Regions from separate parts of the Homo sapiens genome. Here all the other regions are linked to region 2. Evidence: chromatin contacts called from ENCODE Hi-C or POLR2A ChIA-PET data. All regions are on one chromosome and are shown on one strand. The core of a region is the stretch at or near the end of the contact, and the rest is flanking DNA. Distances in the headings are between cores, read along the strand shown.

Evidence for each region. Hi-C counts contacts between places; a loop is a spot of excess contacts on that map. ChIA-PET counts read pairs that join two places held with the same protein, here RNA polymerase II (POLR2A). Pooled maps may share reads with other maps.
Region 1: a loop to region 2 is called in a pooled map, with 2.1 times the contacts of the local background. The contact joins two enhancer-like sites. A Hi-C loop is called at or near these places in 2 of 168 maps with a recorded cell type or tissue (Calu3 and PC-9) and 3 of 50 pooled maps. POLR2A ChIA-PET finds 5 or more read pairs at or near these places in 2 of 52 experiments (activated B cell and activated T-cell).
Region 3: a map of PC-9 shows a loop between it and region 2 (4-fold over the local background). The contact joins two enhancer-like sites. A Hi-C loop is called at or near these places in 1 of 168 maps with a recorded cell type or tissue (PC-9). POLR2A ChIA-PET finds 5 or more read pairs at or near these places in 4 of 52 experiments (CD4-positive, alpha-beta T cell, CD4-positive, alpha-beta memory T cell, H1 and 1 more).

The regions. Positions count from the first base shown.
Region 1 is chr5:56,510,635-56,514,107 of GRCh38, reverse strand. It overlaps C5orf67 (chromosome 5 putative open reading frame 67), which reads left to right. Exons shown (of 6, transcript NR_161255.1): 5 at 183-346; 6 at 2,372-2,826. Among named protein-coding and RNA genes, the nearest start is that of LINC01948, 31 kb to the right of the region's middle. Within about 2 kb of position 1,589, at least 2 of the 41 ENCODE cell types and tissues checked have a DNase peak (open chromatin) inside an H3K27ac peak, as active enhancers do.
Region 2 is chr5:56,836,666-56,840,460 of GRCh38, reverse strand. All of the region lies in intron 1 of MAP3K1 (mitogen-activated protein kinase kinase kinase 1), which reads right to left. Among named protein-coding and RNA genes, the nearest start is that of MAP3K1, 23 kb to the right of the region's middle. Within about 2 kb of position 1,865, at least 7 of the 41 ENCODE cell types and tissues checked have a DNase peak (open chromatin) inside an H3K27ac peak, as active enhancers do; they include PC-9, where a contact is called at or near this core.
Region 3 is chr5:56,542,196-56,545,957 of GRCh38, reverse strand. All of the region lies in intron 2 of C5orf67 (chromosome 5 putative open reading frame 67), which reads left to right. Among named protein-coding and RNA genes, the nearest start is that of C5orf67, 62 kb to the left of the region's middle. RefSeq lists a silencer at 670-870. Within about 2 kb of position 1,782, at least 4 of the 41 ENCODE cell types and tissues checked have a DNase peak (open chromatin) inside an H3K27ac peak, as active enhancers do; they include PC-9, where a contact is called at or near this core.

The DNA of each region.
Region 1 (3,473 bases), core at 340-2,839, 330 kb after region 2:
ATACCTTAATTTTAGCCCCAAACAGTATTACCCTATTGAGTTATTCATCTTGACAATAAATGACTTTTTAAAAATGCTAACAATGTATTTTTCAAAAGAAGATTTGCCAGTGCTGAGGAAATTCTAAACACAGTCATCAAGTTCTGAAGGAAATTCCCAAAGAAGAATTTTGATGATTTCAGGTGATGGTGGCAGTGTCCCAGAGAAGGGAAAGCATGGCATTCTGGGAGCACAGGGCCAGGAGCACCCGGGTTTGAATGTCAGCTCCCCGTTTTCCAGCCCTTGGACGTGTTACCTGTCTGGACATCAGCCTCAGAATAATAATAGCCCTGAGCTTCAGGTTAAGGTAAGGATTCAATAAAGTCATGTATATAGAAGACACAGCACACAAAACGTGTACAATCCATTTTTCCTCTTCTTACCCATGCTTTGAATACAACTGCACTCAGTTAGATGTATGAAAATAATATTAAAAATTATAACAGCTAATGTTATTGAGTAATGACTGCATGCTGGGTCCTACCTTAAGTGCTTTACGTGTATCAACCCAGGTAGTCCTCACAACATCCTATGTGGTAGGTACTATTATTATCCTATTTTGTAGATGTGGAAACTGAGGGACTGAGAGGTTGAGGAATGTGTCAAAGGTCATACAGCAAGCAAACTGCAGAGTCAGGATTTCCAAACCTGGGAGTCTAGGTCCACTACTGGCACAACATTTTACATACTGCCCTTGTTAGGCATTAGTCATTACTTCATTATTACACTTTATGCATTCCTCAGGGGTGTGTGGATGGGAGTGTGAGCATGTGTGTGTCTGTGTGTGTGTGCATGCATGCACACATGATATGGAAAAGAGAATCCAAGCAGGTGGGGTGGATGACGAGGCTGGATGAGAGCTCCTCTTGATGCCTGTGCTCTGATTACACCAACCAATCTTAACATAGAAGAGTTTTTCTTTAAGAACCTTCTTGGATGCAAACAAAGCCAAGAGCCACAGCAGAAGATTATCGGCTGTCCCTCACCAGCAGCTTGAGCTGCAATCACTCCTAAGTATCACTTAGGACTGAAGATAGTTTTTGAACTAACCTAGTTGTAGGTAGTTGTTCTTTTTAGAATGCTATAATTTCACACGAGTTGTCTCATATCATCCCATTTTACTGATGATGATTTGAAGGGAGAATCACTTGCCAAAGATCGCCCAGATAATAGCTAGAGAAAGCTATTGAATCAGTTTTCTTTCTACCATATTGCACAATCCCTTTCCTTCTTGGAGGAGTGAAGCTGTCACCTAATTTCTTCCCCCTAGTTTTGTTTTCACTTTCACCCTCTTTCTGGAGGCCACATTGACACCTAGAAAGGTGGAGAATGTGATGCAGAGAGCTGCATGGCGTGAAAGAGAAAGGTGGAGGAGCAGCAGGGCCCTGGGACTGGATGGCTGTTATGGGTGGAGGCCCTGGATGCTGGCCTTCTATATCCCATAACCAGCCAAGTGACCCATTTTTTTCCAGCTCTGCCCACACAGCATTCACTGTTAATCCTGAGTGGCCATTGGCTGACTGCAGGAGCGGAGCTGCCAAATGCCCTGTGCAGCAGTGACCTTGACACAGCATAGGAAAAGCACTCAACTCTTGGCTCTGCATAGGCCTTTACCCCGGCGCAGCTTAGCACTGCCCTTCCCTAGGGACAGAAGTGACCACACAATGCAGAAGAGTGATGATGGATTTCCCAGAACTCCAGGCTCATTCTCTTTCCCTCTGACTCCAGGTCAAAACCTATACCCATTACCATGTTCATGCCATTGTTTCTGATTCTTCAGACTTAATATCTGTCATATATATATATATATATATATATATATATATATATATATTTTTTTTTTTTTTTTTTTTTTTTTTTTTTTAAATTACACATGGTTCAGTCCTGAGCACCGTGCATCTTTTGGGCAATCAAGGAGCTTGCCTTCGTGCAAATAAGCTTGGAAAATGAAGCTGGGTGGATGTGTGGAAATATTCTAGGTGCAAACAGGGCTTGTTTACATACATTTTGCCCTAGAAAAACATCTGTTGGAAAAGCAATGGCTTGGAGCTGTAACATATAAATATACTTTCTCTAACTCTGTTGATTATGTTCAGCATAATGTTAGTATCTTTTAATTAAGCAGTCTTATTTATTACATTATTATATGTTATCTTATTTTTAAATAATCTCATCTGTTTATCTTGTCTACTTAGCTAAACTGTAAACTCCTTTGGGGGTATTAAAAAAGTCTTTCTTTCTCTTGTGTTTCTCAATAATCCATGACATAACAATATAGACAATTGTCATTCTTTTTGACCACTCATCATCTGAAACTTCTTCCTCTCTTTAGGAAATCCTCTTATGAGATAGAGCTCAGCTCCTCCTGTAGAAGCTGAAATTCCAGACACTGGACTTCCCAGTCTCCCTTGCCACTAGATATGGACACGTGATCAAGATTCCACCAATCAGATGGTCTTTGAATCTGCTAGTGACAAAAAGAAAGGAACATGCCAAATCCATTCTGGCAGATTTAAGACACAATGGCAGCTACATCCAGTTCCCAGAGGCAGCAGGGCCAGTGGTTCTAGCATCGGCATCCAAGAACACTTGCTGATGGTGCAGATGGTGTGAGCTGCAGTGTCCAGGTGCAGTATGGCTGCTATGGTGTCCTCAATGAATGAATCCTGCAGTGGAATTTACAGTGTTGTTCCTGGCTGCACAGTCTTCAAGCCTTTTTCTCTGGATACTCTAGGAATTCTTTGAGTTTCCCAGTGTCCTTTCAATAAATTCTTCTTCCTAAATTAAGTAGAGCCTATTTCTGTGGCTTGCAACAAAGCATCCCAAAAGATACAATATTAAATTACTAATTAAGAACTTCTGACACTTCTCCTCGTCTTTATGAAATTTCAGAAGCCCCTCCCCCCAAAGAATATGTATGCAAATAGGGAGGCAGAAACGGACAGAGACTATTTAGGGAACAAGGAATAGGAGAGTTTTGTTGAAGCAGAAAGTTCATATAGAAGAATAATGGGAAATGAGGCTTCCAAACTAGATTGTAGATATTGTGGAGGACCTTAAAAAGCCAGACTAAAGAATTTGGGGTTAGCCTACAGGATTGGGGAAATGTGTGCAAAATTAGAGAATTTGGAGTTGTGGCTACGATCAGTCACTTCAGAGTGTCTTCAGCACAATATTCCCCCCAAATGATGGGTAGAACCTGCATATACAGAATATTAACATGGAATAAAGGATTGGAAGTCTTATATGTTTGGGAAATAGTGGCTTGATTGAGATTCAAACAATTTCTCTATCCTGATAAACAAAGTGAATTTCCTAGAAGACGCATTCAGCAGGCAACACTTCTCTAACTTATTGGACCTTGGGATTTATACTCTTTCAGCACGTGGGCCCAAGAGGCCCAAGAAGCCATCCTGGGAAAGGCTGTTTTTTCC
Region 2 (3,795 bases), core at 616-3,115:
ATACTCATTATTTGGCTGGACGCAGTGGCTCATGCCTGTAATCCCAGCACTTTAGGAGGCCGAGGCGGGTAGAACACCTCAAGTCTGGAGTTCAAGACCAGCCTGGCCAACATGGTGAAACCCTGCCTCTACTAAAAATACAAAAATTAGCCAGGTGTGGTGGCATGTGCCTGTAATCCCGGCTAACTGGGAGGCTGAGGCAGGAGAATCGTTTGAACTTGGGAGGCGGAGGTTGCAGTGAGCCGAGATCAGGGCACTGTACTCCGGCCTGGGTGACAGAGCAAGGCTCCATCTCAAAAAAACAAAAAACAAACAAACAAACAAAACGCTTATTTAAGTAACATGAGTAGATGTCAATGGCAAGTTACACAATAAGAGAAACTTTGACTTTAAAACCAACTTTACCATAGGCCAATTGATGTAAACAAGTGGGAAAGTTTCTATGGCATATTTCTGGTCACAAAAACATCACCAAACTTCTAGAGACCCCAAACACTTCTAACACTAAACACTGAAAAAATGTGAGCTGTAACATACATTTAAGAAACATTAATAAGATGATTATTTACCCACTTATTCCAGTTCAGGGTCACAGGTGGCCAGAGCCTGTCCCAACAATTCAGGGTGCCAGACTTGAACTAGCCCTGGGTAGGATGTCATCCCGTTGCAGGGTGCATTAACAAACACCCACATTCTCTCAGTCTGGGTCCTTGCAGACATGACAATGAACCTAACGTGCACATCTTTGGGGTGTCAGGGGGAAACCAGAGTACTGAGAGAAAATCCACCCAGAGATGGGGGGAGTATGCAAACTCCATACAGACAGTAGCCTCTGCCAGAAGAGATTTTTATCCTCATCAACTTTTTAGCAAAATTGTCCAAAATGTTCAACTAAATGACATTATTGAAGGATCTGCTATACTTTACACTGGAAAAATAAAAGGCAACTAACCATTGGTTAATATACCTGACACTATATATGTATTTTTTCACTTCAGGATCTTAATCTATCACCCCTCATGGATTATACCATTAATCTGTACACATAAGCAAGGATAAATCAATTTAGCATACAGTCCACCTCTTTTAAATACCACTCATGACTTGCATAATCCAATCGACAAGTGGAAAAAGCTGGAGATGGCTGATGCCTAGTAGTCAATTAAGCCACAACATCAAAAATGTCCCAATATACTAAAAATAATGACTATGCGAAATTCTCAAATGATGTCCTTTAATTCGGATACTGGTGTGTTTGCTGCTGTTCATGTACTCAACCTTTCACTAATGAGATACTATTGTTAGGAACTACAAAAAGAGCACCATATGGATTACTCTGAAGTAGGCCTTTGGATTCGCAACTTGACCTCAGGAATCCCTCCACTGACCTATGGCCAAGTTGTGATCAAGCAATCTCTGCACTAATATTATTCCCTAGGAAAACGAAGTCTCCCCAGAAGATCTCGACCAATGTCATATGCTCTTCAATCCCCTTCAATTATTTTTTGGAATAGTTCATTTCCTCCCAGCCATTTGCTCCTAGCTCAAAACAAAACAAAACAAAAAACCTTCTGGGCCAGTGAGTACATTAACATGATGGTAAGGTTTTGAGACTTGCCAAGTGCTGAATCATGTTTATGCTTAGGTTTTGTTTCTACACCTGGTTTTGGGGGCATAAACTCCCTCTAAGAATCCTAGCTACCCTAGTCAATCCACTGGAAGACGGGATCACTGCCCAGCAAATGCCACCCACTAAGGATTCAAAGTGAAACAAGATTCTTCGAATTGAATGGAAGAAAACAAAAGCTCTTCATTCAGTAGGTGGCACTCTTTCCTTAAAAATGTTAACTCAGGCAATCATTAATACCAAAGATGTCATCTGCCCACTAATCACTTGAAAGAGAAGGCACATTAACTCTAACATCCTGTCCTAAATATAGTCTGAATCATTACTGTCTTCCTAAATAATGTCTTCCTCATTTCAATGAGATCCTGGAGTTGTTCATAAATATGCCAATTTCTTTTCACTATAGCAAAAGCTACAATTTCATAGAACCAAATAATTGCATTTACTTTAAACTGGCAGGTTTTGACTTATGACTTTTCCTGCTATATGCTTCAAAAGACATTCATCATAACTGTTTTCTAATTTTAATGATTTCAGATATAAATGACAATTTGAATGGAAATGGGGCAAAGAACTGTACTTGTAACACAAATTGTATTACTCCATTTTAAAACAAGACAGCTCTTTTTCATAGGCATGCATATGAATATTCTTTTTAAAACAACAGCTTTGACTCAATTCATCATCACTCTGACTGATACCGGACCAAAGTTATCAACCTGAAAACTTTTAAACTGAAAAATGAAAACAGACTGACAGCTAATAAAATGTGAGTTTGCCTAGCATACAGAAGAAGCAAAAAATAAAAATAAAACCCTAGTTTATCTAGTTTTCCTTAGGCATATTTCCTGGTGTCAGTACTCTGTAGGGTTCACCTCATTAACTGAAGCTCTAGGGTCCCCTTGGAGAAACCATCCCAGGTGCTGCCTTCAGCCTCCCCCACTGGCCACGTCCCCTAAAACTCAGTGTGAAGAAATCTTCCTCAGTCCTCACTCAGCAAAGAGCACTGCTATAATGGCCTCTTATCTGTTTCCCACTCTTGACTTTGAGATCCGTGAGGACGGAAATGGGTCTCAAGCTTATGTCTCCTGCCCCAGCAGAAAGCCTGGCACAAGGGTGGTAGTCAATAAATATGTACTTAATAAAATAATGGATTAATCTTTTCCCCTTGGACTTTTACTTGAGAACAAAGCCTTTGTCTTACTCATCTTTCATCCAGACTCCCAAATGCCCAGTATTTGTACATAGGAAGCTGTGAGGAAGCAATGCCTTTCCAATATGAACTTCTACGCCAGAAAGATCTCCAAGATGTAAATAAGCTTCACTGAGGCCTTTGTGTATGCCAAGTATCCACTGTTAGTCCTGGGGCACTGCAGAAAGAGGGAAGAGCTCCCACACCACTCTTGGGAAAAATGACAGCTTTCAACCCCAGGAAAAGACTAAGAGATGGTCAGTAAAGAAGCTAAGAACCATGAGTCTAGACTCATATATATTTCAGTGAAAACCTAACTTAGGAACTTACCCATGTCTATAATTTTGTTAATGGCTGTTAATTTTTCCTGTGGTAAGTAGGAATAAAATGCCTTGAAGAAAACCCTCAGAGATTCAAAGATCTTGTGGCTGGGAGGGGAGATGCAAAAGCCATGAAGTGCATCCTATTAGGGAAGCAACCCAAGAGGAAGAAAGGGAACTAGCTCAGGGGGTCAGTGAATGGGCATGTCTGGGGGGCAGTGCTGGAATTCCGAATCCAAATTTCTCACACCTAGATTCTCCTAGCTTAAGGTGGGGGGATACTGCTGGCAGGATACATTTAAAACCACAGCATAAGCATAAAAAATGGAGCATCTGTTTTCTAGAGTGTCAATTTTATTCCAAGATTTCTGAGAGGAGTACCCTGTGATGGTTTTATGTCAAAGATACAAAGGTGGCTAAAATACAAAATTCAAATGGATTAAGGTAAATCAAAAGACTTGAGACTTGAATCGATTGTGTTCACTGTTCCAAGTAAGCATTACTAGGATGACAGTCTGCACAGACACTCCTGGGTCCCTTTCCTTCAGTCCCCTAAAAGAAGTATGCTGGATGGATAGGGCCAAAATGTTTGACAATAGGCTGAAGCAGCTGTTCTCAACAACTCTGCCATCATAATATGACAGTCACATACACAA
Region 3 (3,762 bases), core at 533-3,032, 290 kb after region 2:
GTCTAAAAGTTGTCCCCATCCTGATGGATTGATCGAGACTTTGGATTCTGGCAGTCTTTGAAACTCACACTGCATGACATGTGCAAAGTCCTCCTTCAGTCGAAGGATGATTCTTCAAAGGGTGATCCCTCAAAGACACTAAGAAGGCAGCTGACCCCCAGAAGGCCCTTTTGGATTGCAGAATTCCAGGCGCTCGCACCTCTGAATACAGCACTGAAGACAGCTTGGCTGCCTCCCCGCCTCCTCTGTCCTGGTACAGCTGCAGAGGGGCTGACTTTGGCAGCCATAGATCACTGAGGCTTTGTCTCAGCTTCTCTCAGAACAGCTTTTCATCAGGAGATTCACAACATCTCTCAAAACACATGTAGGAAGAAGAAGTAAAGCAAACACCAATGGTTTCTTTCAAGAAAGAGACTACTTGGAATCTTTGGGTTTTGGTTTATGATTACAGTGTGTGGAACGGATCATTTCTGGTTTATGAGCAGCTTGATGTGCTAGAAAGAGCTGTGAATTTGGACTTGGAGCAATTAGGATTCTGGTTCCAGCTTTTTTCCAGCTACAGCTCGCGAGTAACTTAGTTTAGCTTCTTTGACCTTGGTTTCCTCATCTGTAAAATGAGAGGGTTTGCTCAGATGATCTTTGACCTAATGAGTCTACGAAAAGTGAATGTTGGAAGCACATGTTCACCTTCTCCAATTACCAGCTGTGATTATGTGACTGGACCAAATGGCACTAACTGTCGAAACCTTTTAGGCTGAAGGGGAAGCACTAACTGTTGAAACCTTTTAGGCTGAAGGGGAAGCATTCTGAAATAGGACAAGGGGCACCTCGTGTTGAAACCTGGAGCTGGTCAACCCTCTGAGGCCAATGCCGACCTTTGCATCTGCCTCCCACGCCCTGCTTGTTTTAGCTGGACCAGGAGAAACTAATGTCAAGACAAAAAAAAAAAAAACCTGAAATCCATAACATTTTGATAGGTAGCTTTATGAACAGTTACAAATCAGATGTTTGCCCCCCAAATTTTAACTTTATTCTCTGAAACAGATCTAAAATTCCTATCTACCTCACAGTTTCACAGATAACCCAGTCTCTTCCAGTTTATAACTGCCTCTTTGGGGTAAGTATTCAGTTAAGTATTTCAATATCAGGGCTATATCTGTGTTCTCAAAGAAAATCCTTTCTACCTTCTCCTCCCCGAAATGGCTTCTGGGAGGGGAAAGCTTACTCTTCTTGAACAAGGAAGCTGGGAGGGGGGTCTTTGGTGTGAGCTGTCCCGTGGATCTTCTGTGACCTCTTCCAGGATGTCCCTTGTCCTACCTTGTCACTGGATAACTTGCATCAGTTTCCACCAGATGTGGCTGATTCCACCTGGCCTTTGGGACCTCATGTTCGCATCTGACAGTTTCATTCTGCCCCTCAATTCTGGATTTGAGATTCTGGCACTTTGTGAGTTTATTTGTTTGGACTCCAGGCCTTGTTGGATCTACCAATCTTTCAGCCCATGTTCCCCAGCTTGGATAATAGGAAATTCTTAATCTCCTATGGGCCACCCAAGACCGTGGGGAATTAGTAACACTATCTATATCAGGCTCTCACTTTCTGCCAAATTCTCCACATTGCAATTTCTAAATCTACTTCAGCCTTTCCCCACCCAACTCCATGTTAGTGCAGGACACCTGGTGAGGTTTTCTCCTGCTAGATGGCCAAAGGCACTGCTACCCTGACTCATTATGAAAGATTGCAGTGATGGATTAGTGGTGACAGGCATGTATAGGGAAGATGGAAGTGGTTGCATTCCTGCCGTATATTTGCCATCATAACTTCTGCCCTTACAAGACAGTAGCTCTTGTCTTGGAATAAGCATCATTTCCCAAGTGAGGCTGGTGTGTGTGTGTGTGTGTGTGTGTGCACGCACATATCATGACCTACAGTAGTAGTTCTCAAATGTTAACATGCAAATAATTACCTGGAGGGCTTGTTAAAACAGACTTCTGGGCCCCACACCCAGTTTCTGATTCTGTAATCCTAGGGTGGAGCGTAAGAGTCTGTATTTCTACCAAGTCCTCAGATGATGCTGATGTTACTGGTCCTGGGATCACACTGACCCAGAATCTCCAGACTCTGGTGCTGTATGCAGATTGTGGTAAAAGCAATGCAATGTCTGAACACAATTTTGTGCTTGGAAACCTGAGGACGTATAGTTTTTCAATGTAAGAGATATTACTGGGGTCTGAGTAAAGAATAGGCATGTAAAAATTCATGCGTGAGTCACCTTTTCAGATGATTACACTATATATTTTCTGATGATTCATTCTTTTCCCCTCATGCCTTTCCAGGTTGCTAACCTGACCAGTCCTGCAGTGGAGGTAGTTATACCCAAGGTGTGATTTGGGATCACTAAAAGGAATTTCTCTAACTACTGAAGTGTCTAAAATACCTAGGTTAGCTCTGAGCTCAGATCCCAGTCCATCAGACTCGCTGTTTTCAAGAGGAGGAAGCAAGGGAGAACAAAAGCTAGCCTGTCCATGGAACAGGCTTAACAGATGAATTTCTTCTTGTATTGTTTCCTTTCTGTTATCTCCTATGTTTCAAACACAAACTTGTATTGAATCTTTTTTTTAAAATTAACAACTTTATTTACCATAAAATTAACTTACTGTAAGTATACAATTCAACTATTTTTTGTATGTTTATAAAATTGTATAACAATCCCCATAATCTAATTTCAGAACATTTTTCTCACCCCCTAAAAAGCCTCATGCCCACACACAATCACTTCTTTTTCCACTCTCTATCCTAAGCAACCACTCATCTGCTTACTGGCCCAATATTTTTGCTTTTTGCCTTTTCTGGACATTTCATATAAGCAGAACCTGGGAGGCCAAGGCGGGCGGATCACGAGGTCAGGAGATCGAGACCATCCCGGCTAAAACGGTGAAACCCCGTCTCTACTAAAAATACAAAAAATTAGCCGGGCGTAGTGGCGGGCGCCTGTAGTCCCAGCTACTTGGGAGGCTGAGGCAGGAGAATGGCGTGAACCCGGGAGGCGGAGCTTGCAGTGAGCCGAGATCCCGCCACTGCACTCCAGCCTGGGCGACAGAGCGAGACTCCGTCTCAAAAAAAAAAAAAAAAAAAAAAAGCAGAACCATACGCTATGTGTTCTTTTGTGCCTCGCTTCTTTCACTGAGCATATGTTTTGGAGGTTCACCTTCATCCACGTTGCAGGATGTCTCAGTACTTCATCAAAGGCTAGCTTCTACCAGGTCTTCCTTTGATGCATGCATCTCTGTCTCTCCATTTCTGCTGTAACTCTTAGTCTTGGTCCTTGTTACTCAAGTGTAGTCCCTGATCACTAGCATCAGCATCACCTGGGAGATAGTCCTGGCAGAGACTCAATCAGGATCTGCATTTGAGCAAGGTCTCAGGGGATTTTTGTGCACACTGCAGTTTAAGAAGCACTTCCCTAGAGAATCTCTTCACCTCTGTCAGAAGCATTGTAGAGCAGCCTCTGCACTGACCTCCCTGTCTCCTCCAGTCTCCCCACTGGGCCACCCAGCCTACACACCACTGCCCACGTGGATGAGGAAACTGAGACTCAAAAGAGGTGGGCAAATTACCCATGATTAGCCCTCAAGTGCCAATCTCCACATGCCCTCCATTTCTTAAACAATCTACATGACTTCTTATTAGCTGTTTGAGTGCCAAGTCTCCATCACTCAAGTGTGATGTTCAAAGCTTGCTAAAATAGCGTCTTCTTTACTG